2 separate regions of the Homo sapiens genome follow, and region 1 is linked to region 2. A link is a loop called in an ENCODE intact Hi-C map of the cell type or tissue named here. Cell type or tissue: IMR-90. All regions are shown on one strand. Each heading gives the region's core, and the rest is flanking DNA. Links, peaks and the distances in the headings are about the cores only. Region 1 overlaps FBXW7 (F-box and WD repeat domain containing 7). Region 2 overlaps FHIP1A (FHF complex subunit HOOK interacting protein 1A).

Region 1 (12,217 bases), core at 1,790-9,789, 730 kb before region 2:
TTCATGATAATAGACAAGCCTATATTCAAAATTTTAATCTTCTCATTCTCATAACAAATTAGTCCATAACCTAATTTGTTGTTTTTGTATGTATAAACTTCAGTTAGTTCAAGGGGTGTATAATTTTAATCTATTATACTCCTGTAGTAGACTGTTGGGTTTGTTAGAACTTTTCAGCAAGGTCTGCTAGGCTTATTAAACAGTCGTATTGCTTTTGTTTCAGAAAATAACATCTCTAATTATTTATTCTACAATAAAATTTTCATTAATATGAAGATTTTATACATACCCAAAACACCGACCATCATAAGCTCTGTTGGTAAAGCAAATTTGGGAATTATTACCCTCCCAAATTTAGTAATTTAATATCCTCCAAAGTCTGAGTTCAATGGCTATATAATGAATTTTTATTTCCCTCCAATATTTAATATCTTTTACTTCTCTTTATAAAACTATTAGACATGTTAAATATGTAATGTAGAAAAGGCACTTGTCTTTACAGTGTCCTAAATTATTAGTAATCTCACGGGTCAGAAATAACCACAATAAGGATTTTAAGCATATAATTTTTTAAACAAAACTGCCACTTTAATTCATTTTTAATATACTGCTAGTATTTTCCCATGGCTGTAGGTATTCAAAAGTATATAATCTGCCATATAAATATATCGTAATTTCTCACTATTGTTGATTTAGATTGTGACCTGCTTTGAACATCGTTATGCATAAATTTAACCACATCACTGTACACAGATTTCTACAAGTAGTTTTATTGGGTCAAGGAGTGTGAACTTCTTTAGATTCTTGATAAATATTATTAAATTTTTTCAGAAAAAATTGTATCAGTTCAAAAACAGCATGGGGTTTCTAATGTTACAAGACATTATATTTTAAAGCACATTTATTCTTATGGCAAAGCTTTGTGGACTTTACTTAGCTGATACTGTATCATTGTACTTCCATGTTTATTATTCTAGGTTTTCTGTGAACTGAATTTTCATTTTGAGAAAATAACGATATATGTTTTTACTTAAGGCCTCATAAGGAAAATATATCAATTGATTAAAAAATTATTTGTCGCTCATAGTGATTTTATTTTTTATTCTTATAGGAGATAATATTTGCCATAGACTTGTCACCTATATTATTTTCAACTGTAATTTTCTTCTATTCTTTTCATCGTTTTAAAACTGTGATCTGTGTTTTTATCTAAATAGATGACCCACATGTATGATTTGATAATTTATTATTGATTCAACATATTTTTTATATGGAGAGTCTTATGGTTGTCTCATTTTTTGTCACATTAGATTATACTTTTACATTTCTGAATTTTAGCATGGTATCTTTACAGTATAAGTGACAACCTCTCCCAAAGTATATAGCTATTAATAATCTCTACTGTAAGAGTACTTCTCATGCTAGCAGGAGCAGCTGCCAGAAATACTTGCCTGTTTCCTATAGCACTGTTACTTAGCATTACATTTCTGTCATAGCTTTGTCATTTAGCCCCAATCCTGGTTTGCCTTAAAAAAAAAAATTCTAGTCTAGCTATGATTAATTCTCATTTAAAGTAGTTGTAGCAAGTCTCCTCTTCTAAAATGTCTTGATGACTAAAAGGGATTTCACGAAACTCAACATCACTTTCATAGAACTCTTAGCCAAGTAAAAATATATTGATACCTCCTTAACATACGGAAATATAAAACGTTTTAAAAGCCAGCATCATCCCCCCCCCTCCTGTAACTAGTCTATTTGGTATCCACTGGTTACATTTGTGCCTGTTTTTCTACATCCTTTCCATGACCTCATGGTCCAGCTTACCTCTCTCTTGAAACCTCCCTTCTGGCACTGGTTTCATCCACTGTTGTCCTCAATTATTGCTGTTATCTTTGGTCCTTAGGCATACTATATGGGCTGCTCAATGATGTTATATGACAACTTTGTATAGATATCTCCTTGGTTAGGTTATAAACTCTTACAATTCAGAGGTTATTTTTAATACCTTTTTATGCTTCCAGAGATATGCAGGAGAAAGTTAGTATAAATATTTCTATGGCTGATTCATTGAAGTGTCTGTTAAACTTGGAAAAATCCTTAAGGAATTTTTGTGCTGTAAGAATGTGGCTTGTTTTTGTTTACTAAATGTTTTTAAGTGACTGTGCAGCTGTGATTTTGAATATTTCATTTTCTAAATTTAACGAAACTCAGATACAGTTTGACACTTAATTTTAAAAGTAATTACTATGTACTAATTTTGAAAATGAAAAAGAAACACACATGGTATAGTCATTTAGGTGGTACTTTTGGGAGTCTAGAGTAGCTCCTAAATATCAGAAAATGCTGAAATAGAGAAAAAAAATACAGTACTTTGAAGAGAAGAAAGAATAGGGTGGTGGTATGAGCAAATTTAGAGAGGGAATTTAATAGGGTACCTGTTTTGTGGTGGGGTTTTTTTGGTTTGTTTTGTTTTTGTTTGTTTGTTTTTGAGTGAGGAAACTAAAATGTGGCTTTCTAAGCTTCTCTTACTTGCATATATCTTCCATTGGTACTTGGAAAATATAAACATTTCCAGATCCTTTGGTGTTTTTTATGGTCACTACTTACTTTATCAATAAAGGCATTAATTACTGTCAGTTATCACATATCAGACCATTCTATTTTAGATCCTTTGGTCTTTTTCTCTTTAAGAATGTTTCACACATCATGCATCAACATGAGTAAGCAATGTAATTGTCGGTTTTCTTTGCATTCTCTGTGCTGTGCAAGCCACCGGCTATAAATAAGATGATGATCCCCCATGCCCATGCACAAATGAAAAGTCACAGTGATAAAACTACAAACAAACCATTATAGTACAAAATAATAACTGCTTAAATGGACCTACGTACAAAGTACTGTCAGAGTATGAGGAGGCACTCAGAGCTCAATATGAGTGGTTCAGGAAGGGCTTCACAGTAACCCTGAATTAAAACATGAAGATGTTTGCTAAGTAGGTGATCAGAGGAGTGATAGAGGGAACTTGTATCATTGCTTGGGATCGTGTCTTGTCTTATGTTTTTTCATATTAAGTATACTGCTGCAAATTACATCTTGCCGTCAATTTATTAATGTTGAAAAAATACGTATTGAGCACCTAGAGTAGAGAACTTTCCTAGAAACTGTAGATATAACAGTGAACTTGATAGACAAAGGCCATGCCCTCATGGAGCTTAGATTGTAGTTTGGGGAGACAGAAAATAAATACTACTGTTAATATTTTGATGACAGTAAAATAGGGTAATAGAATAAGGTATGATTTGGGATGTAGAAGAGGCACTACTCTAGTTACTTTCTATACATAAACTCATTTAATCCTTAAAATCACCTTGTGAAGTACGTTGTATTGTATTTTACCTGTTTTACACGTGAGGAATCTCAGGCATAGGAAGGTTCTTGCCCCTTAGCTAGTAAGTAATGTAGCTAGGACACTAACTCAAGCAGTCTTATTCCAGCATCACAGCCACTGCAGGAAACGGATCTGGAGTAGGCATTTGTTGAACAGACCCTTAGTGTCCAAATGTTTTAAGGGTTAACTTTTGCCATATAATCTTGGAATTTTAAATGTGTAATTCTCACCTTTCCCAACAATTTATGATGGTCTCAATATCTAATTACTGATAATACTGCCTTCTGTATGTTTTTGTCATCAGATGATGTTTTAGTATTGGGTTGTGCCCTAGTTGTCAGATAGGAGTACAAAGCGACTTAGCACATGATTTATAAATCTGTAACTACACTATGGAAACAACTTGTATGATTTTGTCTTTTATGTAACAAATTTTTAATTAGGTAACAATTTGTATAATTTTGACATCAAAGGGCAAGGCTATTTAAATTTGTAAATATAAACTAAGTTAGGTTTTACAGAAACTAACTTAATGTTGAGGCTTGTAATATAGAAGACAGATGAAAAATATGCTAAAAATAAACTTGGAACTAAGCTCCTGGCAAGGTAAACAAGTGTGAAATAAGTCCACAGTCCCTTGTCTGCAAAGCAGAAATCCATCATGCTCTGAAAACTGAAAATTTAAAAATAAAGGTAGCAAAACCTAACCCAAACTAACATAAAACAGTCATCTTTATTATTTATCTGAATATTCATATATTTTGCTGGAGAAACACTAATGTGTGATATACTGGAAGTGCTCTGTAATAAATAGTATATGCACTCTGTTACCTTTCTACAATTCAAAATATTCTGAATTTAGGAACACAGCTGTCTCCAAGAGCATGGAACTAAATCCAGAGACCTTAGAGTTTTACAACTGTCACCCACTCATAAAAAACTGAACACACTTTGAAATGTCAGAGTAGTCTAAGCTTTATCTTAAGTCTCTGAGTACATGCATATTAAATACTTTAAAACATACATATATAGATGAGTACCTAAAGTTTATTAACCTAATTATAGGCTATTATAACCATATAATACAATGATAGTTTGGAGCTTTTATATTACTTTTCTTCAGTGATTAAAATACAGCTCATGCTAATAGACTTATTCTTTAAATGAGTGTAGAGAACCTCAACCACATTTTTTTTAATTGTCCCAGTATTTCCATGGGAAATTAACACCACAAAATTAATTTTAATCTGCTGATATATAGTATGCATACTCTCTGTGTGTGTTGCTACTGTTACAAAGATGAATAAGACAGCACACCTTTCCCTTAAGGAATCCACAAATGCCTTCATGTCTCTGAGAGACTTGTCTCATCATCCACATTTCATGGTCACATATCAAAATTAGATGAACATGGCTTAATTAATTTATTCAACAAATAAGCATCTGCTAATAGCCAGGCCCAGTTCTAGGCACTTGGGATACATTAGTGAACAAAACAGGAAAAAAAGTCCTTTCAACATTTTAGCGGTCCTGAGAAGTCCTCCAAGGCAAGAGGCAGTTTGTGCCAACATACAGTGTGTCATCAGACTCCTTTATTAAATTATACACTTTTCATTTCTAAATCATTTGGTGATAATTTGTATTATAGTTTTTTCATATGTATACATAACTACATACATGTACATACAATTTACCTGATTTGATAGAATTAAGTTAGTGGCCTTATTGAAATGTATAATCTGCCGGTTTTCAAATACTGTTAGATAGTATCTATTACAAGCAAAATATTATTTTGATGCTCTGAAATGATAAATAGGATTCCATTTAACTCCCTTTTTAAATATTTTTGTGAAACAACTTTCTTTTGGTGTTTTTAATAATTCTATCAGGCACAGCTTAGTGATTTCTTTCTGAATTATTCCTGGATCAGAATTAGACTTCTTGTCTTTTTCCATGCCACTATGGAAGGTTGCAGAAACTAGCATGTATCTCACATATAAATTAGTTATATAATGGTAGATAAAATTTATGGTAGATATATTTGTGTTATATTTTGGTATAAATAACAGTAGATATAATTTAAGATTTTTAAAGATGATATTAATTTTACTATAGAAATAATAGTGGAAAGGCCCAGCATTTTTGGTAAAGTTGATGACATTCTAAATGTTAGCAGTTTCAATTCAGTTATTTCCTTTCACAAGTACCTGCTGATGCAGCACGTCTCTTTATTTGTATATATAGTGTTTTACTCCTAAAATATGAAGGGTAAAATTATTAAAGTAGGGTTTTTTTAAGTCAATATCTTAGATTAATAAAGTTTTCTTTTGTGACTTTGATAGTGTCTTGTGTTTATATATTTATAAACTTCATTGCAATTTAGGAATGGGGGAAGCAGTGAGTCTTTCTCAAATATTAATACTGTTTTTGTAATTCTGTTTTTCTATACTGAATATTTTTCAGAGCTATCGAACCATAAAATAGCAGGCTTTTCTTCTTAGGAGAGCCATCATTTCTCAAACGTACATCTTACTACATTGGCATTATTTGCATATTTGTTTTTCTTTGAGAGAGAGAATAGTTGAAAGTGGCCATTGAAAGTAGCACCTCCAAGTGTAGATAATGCTAAAAACATTGCAGTGATCCACTATACATGTAATATTTTGATATAATTAACTTGAAACATTAATTTTATAGTGGAATTCCATGTTTGCATTCATTAGGAATTTACTCACAACTAAATCAAGACTTTTAATTTGAACTTTCTTCCTCAAGTAAAGGTAGCACTCCCCACCCCATACATAAAAGAGACAGAAAAGGTTAAATATTTATCCCAAAAGCACATGGCTAATTAGCCATTTGTTTATGATTATTTTGTGGTATCCTCATATAATGATGGGAAAATCTGTTTTGAGGATTTGAGAAAATTTATGGTAATGTTGAATGGGATTTTCTTAAATTTCTTCTCCTTTGCTAGTCTTGAACATGAAAATTGAAACTTATGAGCTATTTAATTACATTTTTATGTGTGGGTGATTTCATATAGTTCACTTGGGAACAATTTCAGCTTAAACAGCTTTTCAATAATCCATAGAAATCTCTGCGTTATCACTTTAGATTTTAAAATGTCACTGTTGCTACTAATATGAACATGTAGGGGCAGTATAGTACTGTTTTTGTAAATCTTGTCTGAATTTGTGAGTTTTAAAAATCTGTGTTACTGTTAGAAGTTTGTTCTTCTCTAAGATAACATAACTATATCTTGCTTTTTTAAAGGATGGTTGGTACTGCTTCATTAAGTTGGAACTATTCTTTCAGTTCATGTTCTTACATGTGTTATACAAAATCTCTTATATTATGAAAGCTCTTGGCCCTGATTTATATTTGAAGTCAAGGAATATGTTTAGTTAAAAGGAAAAATGCATTTTTATTGTCTGACAATAAAAATGAGAATAAATGGATTCATAAAAACCGGAAAATACCAAGATCAGTGCAGTTTTGCCCTTACTCTGTGTCATCCTTTCAAAATGAATGTTTATGATAATTTTTACAGTCTTAATTTTTCAATATGACAAGTGAACAAAACTGAGATTACCGAACAGTCTTATTTTTAAGATTCTTTAATTGGTACATCTTTTTTTCGTGTCAAAATGGTTAAGGTTATTACAAACTTTATTACAAAATATAGTAACTTTTCCCCCGACTTAATATTTAAAAGAAGACAACTGAGCAGTTATCTCTTCCATCTATGTATTCACTTTATTCAACACCTCCTATGAGCCACGGACTGCTTTAGGCATTTAGAGTACAACAGTGAACAAAACATCCCAGCCATCACCCTCGTGGAGTTCATATCAGAAAAGCAGAGTGCCTAAGAGCGCGGATTATAGGGTCAGTTGGACCTGGGTTTAAGTTCTTTGCTGTACCACTTACTAAGCCTTATCTGTGAAGAGCTAATAGTAGTACCTTTTACAGAGGGTTGTTGTAAGGATAAAATGAAATAACCCATGGAAAGCATGGTTATGTACAAGAGTTCTGTAACTATTATGAAGCCCTCATAAGACATTTTTAGATGTGTTGGTAAAATTTATAATTAATTCTCCTGATGTAATAGTACTTATGATAGAGATTTTGAGTATTTTTTTCATTTTTAGTTTCTTCAAGTGGTAAAAGAAGATGCACAGCATAAATTTTGAATAATTTTTCTTAAACAGTTTCCTGAGTGACTTTTAATCTTCTCTGAGTGGAAAGATACCATGCATAAAAAGTTAATGTGATTTGGTTCTACTTACATTATGTAGATTCATTCAGTGCGACTATCATATATGTAAAAATTAACCCCATTATGTCTCCCTACATGAAGAAAAGCATATGTGACATCTTGGTAGTTTGTTTGGAGATTCTCAGATGTTCAGAATAAATGTGTTGGTTTCAAATGTCATTAAATTGGAATTTTTAAAATCGCTATATAAGAATTAAAAATACATGTTATTGATTTACATATTATGTTAGCTGCTAAAATGTCTAGTATATAGTTTCCATTATAATTTTAAGTTCTGACACCATTTTCCTACTGAAGCCCCCAAAATTTGGTAATTAAGAAATGTAACATACTTTTTAACAAATTTGAAAACTGTCTTGTCAAAATGGTACCTGATATATCATTACTACATAAGAATTGAGACTTAAAACATTTAAAGAACTGATTCACAAATTTTAACAAAAGTACTTAGAAAATTAGACCTTTCTTTAGTACCCTGTGCTTCTCTTGGTTCTTGTTATTTCTGTGTTATACAGAAATTCCATATTTAACACACACACATGCATGCATCCGCACACACGGGCATCCCACACACATAGAAGTAAAATTCTAACCACCCCCTACCTCTATTTAATAGCTTATCAGCTATGTTCATGCTACAACTGCTTCATTGAAGGGAAGTCCTATTCTGCTGTTTTCATATTAGCTTTGTTATAATGCAGTATTTTTCAGCTGCTCATGCTCATTACCATACAGCTGGTATGTAGAGAAGAGAAGGAAACAGGCAGAAGTTGTACTGTCTACAAGAATAAGAAGCTCTCTTGCAGATGGGGTGCTGGCAGATGGGGCATGTGTTTGAACAGGTTTTACTAATAACAGAGTGCGTTAAAAATCATTCTGAGAAAGTCCTAAGGTCAGTGCCATGGATTCAGAGCTTGAGAGGTTGTTCAGCTTTTTCGTAGACCTTTTTAGAATATTAATCGACTCTTACAAAAAAAAAGTAATAAATGGCAAACCATACCTCCTCCAAAAAAAACTTACCAGTTTTTTTCTTCTTTATATTAGTATGTTTTTTCTTTAGTATAATTTTAAAAGCATTAATACTGTCACCTAGTATCATCAACTTGTGTTGTCGTAGTCTTAAATATATTTACTTAAAATGTCTACATCTATATACAAAAATGTAGATGCTTTGTGAAAATGGTAATAACATTCTTCAGTTTCTGTATATTAGAATATTTATTAGAAAGTGAAAACTAAAGATTTAGATATCAGTGTGTATAGTGTTGACTACGTTGAAGATTAAGTCGAGGAATGTTTTATCTGCATACAAAGTTAGAAGTGAATGGTATGCCCAGAAATGTATCTATTGTTAAAAATATTTCTTGCATATTTTGCATATTCACAAAACCAAAGTGAATGAAGTATAATTAAAATAACCATCATTTTTATTAGAGTATTTTAGTGGGATCTTAGTCTTTTTGGCCCTTTTTTATTAACTAGTATTTCTTGATATATCCTCTCTCAATGGGAGATGCTGATGAAAAGCAACTGAAGCAAAATAAAGCTAGGCAATTTTGTGTAACATATGTAGTATTCAATTTAATTTTAAAGGAAATAGAACTTGTTCTTTTCATAGAGATTAAAATATGTGAATATATATAATATATATGAAATGTATACAAGTATAGCTAGTTTTTTTTTATACTTTAAGTTCTAGGGTACATGTGCACAACGTGCAGGTTTGTTACATATGTATACATGTGCCATGTTGGTTTGCTGTACCCATTAACTTGTCATTTACATTAGATATTTCTCCTAATGCTATCCTTGCCCCATCCCTCAACCCCACGACAGGCCCCAGTGTGTGATGTTCCCAGCCCTGTGTCCAAATGTTCTCATTGTTCAATTCCCACCTATGAGTGAGAACATGCGGTGTTTGGTTTTCTGTCCTTGTGATAGTTTGCTCAGAGTGATGGTTTCCATCTTCATCCATGTCCCTACAAAGGACATGAACTCATCCTTTTTTATGGCTGCATAGTATTCCATGATGTATATTTGCCACATTTTCTTAATCCAGTCTATCATTGATGGACATTTGGGTTGGTTGCAAGTCTTTGCTATTGTGAATAGTGCCACAATAAACATACGTGTGCATGTGTCTTTATTGTAGCATGATTTATAATCCTTTGGGTATATACCCAGTAATGGGATTGCTGGGTCAAATAGTATCTAGATCCTTGAAGAATCGCCACACTGTCTTCCACAATGGTTGAACTAGTTTATAGTCCCACCAACAGTGTAAAAGAGTTCCTATTTCTTCTCCACATCGTCTCCAGCACCTGTTGTTTCCTGACTTTTTAATGATCGCCATTCTAACTGGTGTGAGATGGTATCTCATTGTGGTTTTGATTTACATTTAGTTTTTAAAGCTAGTATAAGTTACAACACTTTTGGCAACTCAGAAACTCATGCTTCAGATTTCTTGTCAGTAAAATGGAGGTACAAAATACTGTCTGTGAAGTTAATAACTATGAATAAATAAAATGATTTAAATGAGACCTGTGAGAAGTGGTGTACTTTAACAAGCATTGCTAAAACTGTGTATTCCTTTTAATAGTGAAAGTTTAGATTCTGTTGGGCATTTTAAAGGTACAGAAGTCCTAAACTGTGAAGTTGCATTTTTATTGCTCATCAAACTTATTTTCTTCCAATTTAATTTGTATTTGGACTGTATGACTGATAAATATGTAGAAATGCTTTTATGACTTTTCCCTGAGGGGGAAATATATTAAGTATTATAAACAATAGACAGTATAATTATAAAATGATAAACCTGTAAAATGTATTTTTCACCTACATCATCATTTCTTATTTAGAAAATTATGAGTTTTTAAAATTGTGTTCAAAATTAATGGTTTTCTGTTGTTATTTCTGTAGCTCTACCATTGTTGATTAGGGTATGTCTTGTGTGGCTAATTATCTCATATAAATATTTTTTATTGGTACCCTACTATATGCAGGAACTATGTGAGGAGCTGAGATACAACAAGAATCAAAACAGAATAAAAATACTGCCCTCATGGAACTTACAGTCTATTGGAGAAGACAGACAAATATTTAATGTGCTCACACTGTAACAAGGTGTTGGCTTCAAGCACTGGGAAATCAGAGATAGCCTGTATACAGATAATTCACATATTTTCATCTCCAACCCAGACCTTTCTTCTGGGCCAGAACCAGTTGGAGCATGAGATTTGGATACCCAGTTATCTCCAAGATATCTCAAGATCCTCCTCACCCCTGGCCCCCAGAAAACAAAAAACAACCAACTAACCCAGTCCTTGTTATCCAATTGCACAAGTGAGAAAACAGGTGTTATCTTTGATACCTTCCTCTTTTTTACTTGCCATGCATGACCCATCTGTTACTATCCTATCAGTTTGATGTCCTAAATGTCTCTTAACTGCCCACTCCTATGCATCTCTGTTTCTACCTAGCTAATCGAAGCCATCATTATCTCTTGCCTGGTCTAGTGGAATAACTTCCTCACACAGTCTCTCCACATCTACTCTCAATCACTGCCATTCTATTTTCAGCATTACACTTTGAATGATTTTTTTCAAGAAATAACATCTGATTATATCTTTTTCTTAACTACTATGCAGCATTAGCTTTTCATTACTCTTATGGTAAAACCCAAAATCCTTTGAGGTCTTGGGTAATGTATCCCTTGTCTACTTCTTCAGCCTCATCTTACACCTGCCATCCTACCTCTGTTCAGTGTCCTCTAGCTATAGGTGGTTATCCCTCCCTGCTCCGAACCTAGCTCAGTCATTCATTCAGCGAGAAGATGCCTTCTGTGAACCCACAGACTAGGTGGAAACCTCACCATTCTTAACACTCTTCGAACACTGCAGCATTTACCACAGTTGCAGTTTTGCTTTGTTTTGTCTCATTATCTTGCCCACTATGCTGTGAACTCCAGCCATGAAACAGACACAAGACTTAGTTTAGCTTATGTTAGGCAACTAAGTAACTATTATATTGAATGAATGGGAGTATCTGTGGCAGACTGAAATAACCATGTAAATCTGCATGTGTTGTAATTATGTATATTAGGTAGAATATAATTATGGAGATACTTGAGACAAAGTGTAGGGTAGAATCACAGAGATACATATGTTTCAATACAGATGTTCACTGTTAGGAATGATAACCATACATGGATCAAATGGACAATTAATGAAGATGGATTGGCTCTTTAAAAAAGGCCTTATGTAATGAAGTTAAGAAACAGGGCCCAAATGATAGCCACATATTGAAAAGCATGTGCTCTATGTATTCAGATGGAAAATCCTGTGTATTTGTTACTACTTGGTTAGTAAGTCAAGTATTTTTAGGCTGTGTACTAAAAAAATTTTCAATGAAGAAGTCATAGTCCCTTATTAAGTGTATTTGGGTTTGAGTAATCAACAAAGAACATTTGAAGCAGTTTCTTTCATAAATATTATGATTCATAACTTTTGCCAGTTTTCCATAGGGTTCAAATCATTTTGGTAAGGAGG
Region 2 (8,000 bases), core at 1-8,000:
GTCCAGGGCTTTCCCATACTCCACAATGCAGGCTGACTCGGAGAACGCTTCGGGGAATGGCCGCTCCACAGGCCCTGCACAGGAGGCAGAGGCTGGTTAGAACAAGGGAGGTGTGGGGACAAAGGTAGTGGATGGGGTTGTGACCCATTCGGGCTAAGACTGTGTCTTGCCAGCTACTTTGGGTCTAATTATATCTGATTAAAATGACCTCTGAATAATATGGTTAGATTGTAAGAAGGAAAGATTAATAATAGAAACTCTACCCTCACGGAAGATAGAAAACCAATATAGCCAGTCAGATAGTGGCTATAGCCGATGGAAATCTATTATCTGGTACGAGTCATTAGAGAAAGAAGAGCTGATGATCGCAATCTCTCAGGTTGTTGAGAGGATTAAATTAGGTAATACACCTGATATAGTACCTGCCACAGAGTAATAACCTTAAAGTTTTTTACTTTGAATCTAAAGCGGAAGGCTGGTAATCCATGAATCTGAGAACCAGACGTTTTGTAGAAAAATCCTGGGTTTTTAGAAAAGCCTATTAACTCATTCTGTCTTCCTGGGGACTATCAGGGATGTTGATATTATCAAATGGTCTCTTAGAGTAAAATCATATTCACTACAAAAGTCATTTTAACCCAAGAATGCTGCTTATGTTACCATGACTGCCTCTGATGTTAAAAGTTCCAACTTCACTACTGAAATAGCTGCGAAAATATCTTCCTATGAGTTTACATTTTCCCTCAAGAGAAAAAGACTGAGGGAAAAATATATAGTCTATCATTTCTTAAACATCTAGTAGGCTGCAGGTGCTTTATCAATGCTATCTGAGTTAATTCTCCCAATGATCCTATATGGTAGATATTATTTTCTCCATTTTCAGATAAAGAAATTGAGGCTCAGAGATGAAAGAACACCCAACCCAAATTGTGGAAGAGCCACAGTTCAAGCACAGGCAATTTCACACCAACCTCCATTCTTACGTCAGTGCCACATCTTTGCAAGCCTCACGTCTCTTCATGCTCTAAATCTCTACCAGACTGGGTCAGAATCGAGCTTTTAAGGATACCCATTTCCAGGGCATTAGGGTAGACATAATTCATATTTTATAGCTCTACTGCTAAGCTAAAACGTTAGTGTTTATCTCTTATCTATGTTATGTAAAAAGACATCAAATACTACTACTGGCAGTATTTATTGCGCACTTACTACATGCGAGGCAGTCTTCTAAGAGCTTTACATGTCTTCACTTGCTTTCCTGAGAATAGCCCTTTGAAGTAGGTACTATTTTACAGATAAGAAAAAAAGTTTAGAAAACTTAAGTAATTTGCCCAAGAAAGTACTAGAACCAAGACATAGAACCAAGATGCAGAACCTAAGTCTTGGCTCTGCTACTTTCTTAGGCAAATTATTTACCCCGGACAGTAATTACTCTGGCTAGCTAGCTAGCTATGTCACCACCCATCCATTAGGGCATTTATCTGCTATAAGGCAACCTCAGAGGCAGGAGAGTGGAAAGAACATGGCATCTGAAACCAGAGAACCTACTTAGCTGTATAACCATGAACAAGACAATTCCTCTCTCTCAGTTTGTTTATTCATCTGTAAAATGGGAATACTACCTTCTTCAAAGCATTAAAAGTGATCACACCAGGAGAGAAGTTGGCAAGTTATGGAGAATCATAGGTTTAACTTGAATTTTGAATTCTGAGGCAAGGTTAGCCACAGAATCATTCTTGAAAAAACTTTCATAGTAAATTTAGAAAGACGCCAATTTTTAAATATGTTTTAAAAAATAACTTTTAGGTATGAAAATATAAGATATCCATACTAATTTGCCTAATAGGAAAATATAATTAAATTACATAAATTGCTGATTTCCATGCATCTTTATATAAAGACCAAGAATCCGTAAGACAACCTTAATTTCTACAAATTACGTTAATATCAAACATACTGACATTTTCTTAGTCAAGTAACCCAGCTTTTAAATACACTTTACCTAAGAAAATTATAGCTGGGTGGACAGAATGACATTGTTGGGGTGGATATCAGAATATAAACTGGAAACGCTTGACTCAACACCAGGACTGGGCATTTCCTAGTGGTCACAGGACACACAGAATGTTCCTGAATTGAAACAGCCATATGACCATCAAAGATATACAGATGCTCCCTTGCTCTAGCTGCCTGCCAGAGGGCCAAGGTTGACAGAGATGGCCATTTCAGTTTTGCTTGTATGAGGTGAACTGTAGCTGGCAAATAGCACCAAGTATCATAACCCCTGTAAAGTATTTATGGCAGCCTTCCTCATTAGGTCAATCAAATGCATGCAATTTTGCTGTCATATCACAAATTTCAAGTTTTATAGTGATATATAATAATATGTAAATCCTTATGACAGATTTCTATAAGTGGCTCATTTTAGAAATTAAAATTAGGGCTGATTCTGTCTCAGCAATAGCCATCTCCACACCTCTCACCCCCGTCTTGTTTCCGAAGACATGCTAGCACACGTTTTCACATTTTGACTCTGAGGATCCCACTAGAAAGTCTACGTAAAATAAAGATCTGGCAACAGAACGTAACATCTGGGCACGTCAATAAACACTGATTACAACGTGTCCATAACTCCTTACAAAGCAGAAAAGGATCCTAACTAGTCATTCATAAGAGAAATGGGACCCACCACATAATTCCCTGTCTACCCAAAGGGACACATATCCCAAGGCGAGATGGAACTGGCATCCTTTTGTTTAAAGATCATCACTAGCGAGTTCCTACCTGAAGTGTCATGCATACACTTTGACCAGAGAATATAATCCCTCTCTTGGTTCCCCAGCGTCAGAGTGATCCCGCTGGAGCAGCAGACAGGAGTCAAGGCGAGAAGCTTGGCCGCAGAAACAGAGTAACAGTCTCTCTCCTTCACAGCCCACCTCTGACTCAGCATCATGTGATTGCAGGGGATCAGATACCTAGAATGACAAAAAGAACAAGCGTTTGGTCTCTGCAATGTCTTGAACCATTACTGGGACTAACTAAACCATAACAGGGACTCCTTGTGGCCAGGGGCAGACTCATCCTCTCTCAGCTCTCAATTGATCATCTCACCAGCCACCAGGGTTCACTCCTTAGCTTAATTTCTTCTGAAAGAACAACCTCTTTGCAAAGCACTTAATGGTCTTTATAATTCAATCTCCAGGAACTTCTTCATCTCTTAAACGATCCCTCTTCAAACTCCATGCCTTTGTGCCCACTGTCACCTTTACCTGGCCTGTGCTTTCCCCTTTTCTCTGCCTGACCAATGCCTTTCATTCTACAAAGTCCAGCTTCAGTGTCACCTTCTCTGAGAGGGAGCTAATCCCTCCCTCCACTATGCTCATGGGCCTCTATTAAGCAATATTATCTTGTATCACAATTACTTCAGTCTACCTCCTGAATATAATGTGCTACCACAGCAAGGAGCTGCTTCAGTCATTTCTCTTATAATCCCAGAAACTCTGGCTCATTGCAGGCACTGAATGGCAGCAGCAAACAACCACTCCATAGTGTAAACCTTTTCTTATGTTCTTACGTGTGGCCAGGAGAAAATATAATGGTAAATGACTCACTGAGGATCACTGGGCCCCATTTCACATAAAACACTTTTGGTTGGTGATCAAAAGCATCTTAGTATCATTTTGAACCTGGGGACAAGAAAACCTGAGCAACCATTTCTGACACACCTGGAGCACATCAGTGGGCTTCATGGCTAGAATAAAGTGTGTTTAAATGACTTACTTTCTTAACAGGGAAAAAAAACATACTGCTTATTTAAACAAAAATGGAGCAAATGGGATAAAGAACTTATAGCCAGAGCCAAGCATCACATATGTGTGCAGGAGCCAATTGCAGATGAGCCTAATCCCTTATGTGAACGATCACAAACTTTCAATCAGCCAGAGTGTTTTTGCTTCTGTATTTGGCATTTGAGAAAGAAGCCGTGCAGAGAAAAACAAGCTAAGATTAAGGTTTTTGTAAAAAAAAGATAAAAAGTACGACTTTCAGGACATGCCTTCAGGCCTGTAAACATTCAACCATCTCCCATACCTCCTGCTGATCCAAATGAGGAAAACCTAAGTTGATATTCCCAACTGATCCACTGCAAGAGCCAGAGTCAGAGAGGAAAGAAAGATTCCATTCTCTGTGTGGTACTTGATGCTGAAGGTTTTAATAATACTTTCCAGGTATGATATAGCAAACTTGCCACTTAACCTTCAGTTTTCAGAAAAAGCAAACCATCTAGGTAAGGCGGTCCTCATCCCCTCCTCCTACTGTCTCCATGGGCAGATATATATTTTGAACCTGCTGTCAGTAAGAACCAGACACACCCTGCAGGTCTGATGTGGTGGCAGCTGTTTTCATAAGCGCAGTTTCATGAAAGTAGAAGGTTACAAGGACAAAAAGGAAAGTATGGAACAGGGGGCAAGACTGTTCTGATTCTTGGCTTAGTTTTGGGGACTTTAGCAATGAGGAAAAATGAATGCTGCAGGCAGAAAATAAAGGAGCTCTTTTCCACAAGGATATCTGTGAGTAGAGATGCTCTGGTAACCAGAAATAACACAGGAGAGAGAAGCATTCTCGCACCTCTGTGTGAACCCACCAGCTGTGAACAAAGCATAGCTGGACCCCAGTGGGCACCCAGAGAAGACAATGCTGCTCTAGCACCACAGGAGGGCGCCAGGGTGCACAGCAGGAACAGGGGCAGCAGGTTGAGGGGTGGGAAGGGAAGGCAGCAGCAACAAAAGGGATCAGAGCAGGAGAGAGGACCATGGCTGATGCTGCTGTGGCAACCGTGGTGGGAGATTTGTTCATGCATATATTTAAGACTCCTTATTTGGGGGTGGGGTACTGTGCCTCATGCCTGCAATCACAGCATTTTGGGAAGCTAAGGCGGGAGGACTGCTTGAGGCCGAGAGTTCAAAACGAGCCTGAGCAACACAGCAAGATCCTGTTTCTATAAAACATAGAAGAGTTAGCCGGGTGTAGTGGTGTGTACTTGTAGTCCCAGCTAGTCGGGAGGCTGAGGTAGGAGGATCACTTGAGCCCAGGACATAGAGGCTGCAGTGTGCTATGACTACACCACTGCACTCCAGCCTGGGGGACAGAGTGAGAGCCTGTCTCTAAAAAACAAAAACAGATAAACAAAAAAGATTTCTCACTTGGTGATCCCTAGAAGTGATAAGTGATACTTTTTGTGTTGGGTGGGGGGTTTGGGGGTTGGGCCCAAGGTTTTCTATGAGGTGGCTGGGGTGAGAGCTGGGAAAATCTGTCCTGTAGCCATTGATGTGAACTCTTCCTATAGGCTGGTGAGGCCTAGAGAAATTCGGATTACACAGGATTTATGGTATCCTTATTTTGGTCATTAATTATTTAAGAAATAAACTGCTTCAATGCTTTTATATACTGCTGGAACAGCAATGACTGCTTACAGCTCAAACTAAGCATATTTCATGATTTAAGTTGATATTCATAGATTTTTATTCTTTGTTTGAAGTATTAAAAATGGAACACTGGATCAAAGCTAATAAAGCTATTTATCAAATATCACCAGTGGGTAGCTTGAAACTATATTAGAATAAAGACTTATTGGGAATTTGCAACTTTACAAACACATGCTTTCAGTAGAAACTAAAAATTTTCTTCTGAATAAATCAAATCAAGGGAGATCCCCTATTGGTTGAAAGAGAGTCTACGAAACTGGAAATGGGGAGTCTATTCAAATGAATAGCCCGCCAGTATTCTGAATGGTGGTTCTCAGAGGTTATTATGTTAAGTGAAATAAGCCAGGCACAAAAAGACAAATATCACATGTTCTCACTCATACGCGGGAGCTACAAAAGTGAATCTCATGGAAGTAAAGAGTAGAATGGTGGTTACAGAGGCTGGGAAGGGAAGGGGGAAGAAGTTAGTTAAGGGGTACAAAAATACAGCTAGATAGAGTGCTAGTATTTAATAGTACAGTAGAGAAATTACAGTTGACAATAATTTATTGTATATTTCAAAATAGCTAGAAGAAAATAATTGTAATGTTTCCAACACAAAGAAATGATAAATGCTTGACATGATAGATATCCTAATGATCCCGATTTGATTATTACACAGTGCACGCATGCATCAAAATATCATGTGTACCCCAAAAATATGTGCAACTATTATACATCAATTTTCAAAAGAAAAGAAAAAAGCAGTGGTTCTGCTGTATCTTTAAAATGAAGGATCATCCCAGAAGAAAGAATAGAAAAACAGACTGTGCTCCTCTGTCTCTGTCTTTTCATCACTCACAGGAAAAGATTAGAAATAGAATGAATGCCAGAATATCCCCACATTTCAAATATGAAAATGAATTGGCTGTCAATAGTAGAAAAATCACTTATGAATTTAGTATAGGTATTTATCATCAAACTATCTTTTCATTTATACTATATGTATTTTGTTTGAGAATTTAAATTCATGAAACTATAAAAATAATCAGAGACTAATAAATATCTGACTTCAGAGGTCCAGATTTTGCAAAGCCATCCCCCAACACAGAAGGAAAAAAAGAAAAATATATATATAATATATAAATAAAATATGTATCATATATATTATACATATTGTCCAAAATATGATATATGATATATATATATCATACATATTGTCCTCCCTGATTTTCACTATTTCCCCAACCCTTTATAACCCTGGGCCTGTTTCTTATTTTCTTGGATATCGGTCATTAAATTAAACCATCATCACTTCTAAAATAATTCTGTGACAATCAATTGATAACAAAGCATACATATTGCCCTATGCTACACTGACCATAAACACAAGCAAAACAAGGCAGTGAAGTACGATGAGCTAAGTGAAGTGCTTCTTCTGGGATGATAACCCCAACAATGCACCAATAGACAAACATCTACAAAGCAATGTTAGTGAATTCAAAAAGATCATTTGTGATTCAAAGAAGTTCTGGCCATATTTCTCCTATTCATTTTCCCCTAGGCTGGCAGGCTTTACAGGGTTTTTGTTGTTGTTGTTGTTGTTGTTGTTGTTTTCCTTTCCTCCAAACCCCTAGCTCCTATGCAAGATGAAAATGTTCCTGAAGTATACACACAGCTTCTCTTCAGGCAAAACAACCTCTATCTGAACACAACAGGCAAGACAGTTCATAAACCTGACAATGGACCAGTACTTCTGAAAAAAACTCTCTAAAAAGAATATTCAGAAATAGTATTCAATGTATTAAGCAATTAAATTTTGTCTCAACTGGGAGGTTCCAGGCACATGGCAGAGATTTGTTACCTCACTGCTTGTCAGCATTTCCTGCCTGCCTTTGGCCTATCATATGTCATATCCGTGGAGGTGGACAATTTCTCCTTGGTTTTCTGCTCACTAAAATATCCTGTCTTTGGGGGTACCTTATTTCAACTTACTTTTCTGATATTTCACCAAATGAAAGAAACTAGTATCCGTTACAAATGGATCATCATTTTGAAATGTTGGTATTTATGAGTATTTGGGTTGTAATAAAAATTGACATACAGTCATTATTTATTTATCACATAACAAATACCTTCATTAAACGCAGTCACATAATCTTCACAGCTCTACTGCCTCTCAGATCTGCAAGTTTATCATGTATATTCAAATGACTGCAGTGGCAGCAACAAACAAAAAGGACAGATTATAAATCTATTTTTTATGTCCCTTAAAATAATGTTTAAATGACTTGAAGAATAAAGATTTTTTTATTGGCTTTGCTTTTTGCACAGATTCTAAATCTGAAAAGAATTATTTTCATTAGTTTAAAATGTCCTTTCTAGAAAATTCCCTCCCTTAAAATGTGTGTTATACTTTATAGCAGGGGTGTCTAATTTTTTGGCTTCCCTGGGCCACACTGGAAGAATAATTGTCTTGGGCCACACATAAAATACACTAGCACTAATGATAGCTAAAAGAAAAAAAAATTGCAAAAA

Evidence for each region. A loop is a pair of places that touch in the nucleus more often than their neighbours do. Peaks named below come from ENCODE experiments on the same cell type or tissue, not always from the same donor. Only the 100,000 strongest peaks of a DNase experiment are listed, where the experiment ranks them.
Region 1: a loop joins it to region 2, with 2.8 times the contacts of the local background. A loop is called at or near these places in 2 of 110 quality-filtered maps.

The regions. Positions count from the first base shown.
Region 1 is chr4:152,364,409-152,376,625 of GRCh38, reverse strand. The region is part of intron 4 of FBXW7 (F-box and WD repeat domain containing 7); the gene reads left to right. Among named protein-coding and RNA genes, the nearest start is that of FBXW7-AS1, 33 kb to the right of the region's middle. RefSeq lists an enhancer at 7,261-10,123. In IMR-90, for the core only: a CTCF peak has its summit at 6,548; no DNase peak of the experiment used is centred there.
Region 2 is chr4:151,641,533-151,649,532 of GRCh38, reverse strand. It overlaps FHIP1A (FHF complex subunit HOOK interacting protein 1A), which reads right to left. Exons shown (of 14, transcript NM_001109977.3): 10 at 2,785-2,975; 11 at 1-74. Among named protein-coding and RNA genes, the nearest start is that of GATB, 120 kb to the left of the region's middle. RefSeq lists an enhancer at 2,833-3,394. In IMR-90, for the core only: a CTCF peak has its summit at 4,703 (motif pointing right); no DNase peak of the experiment used is centred there; H3K27me3 peaks cover 1,820 bases.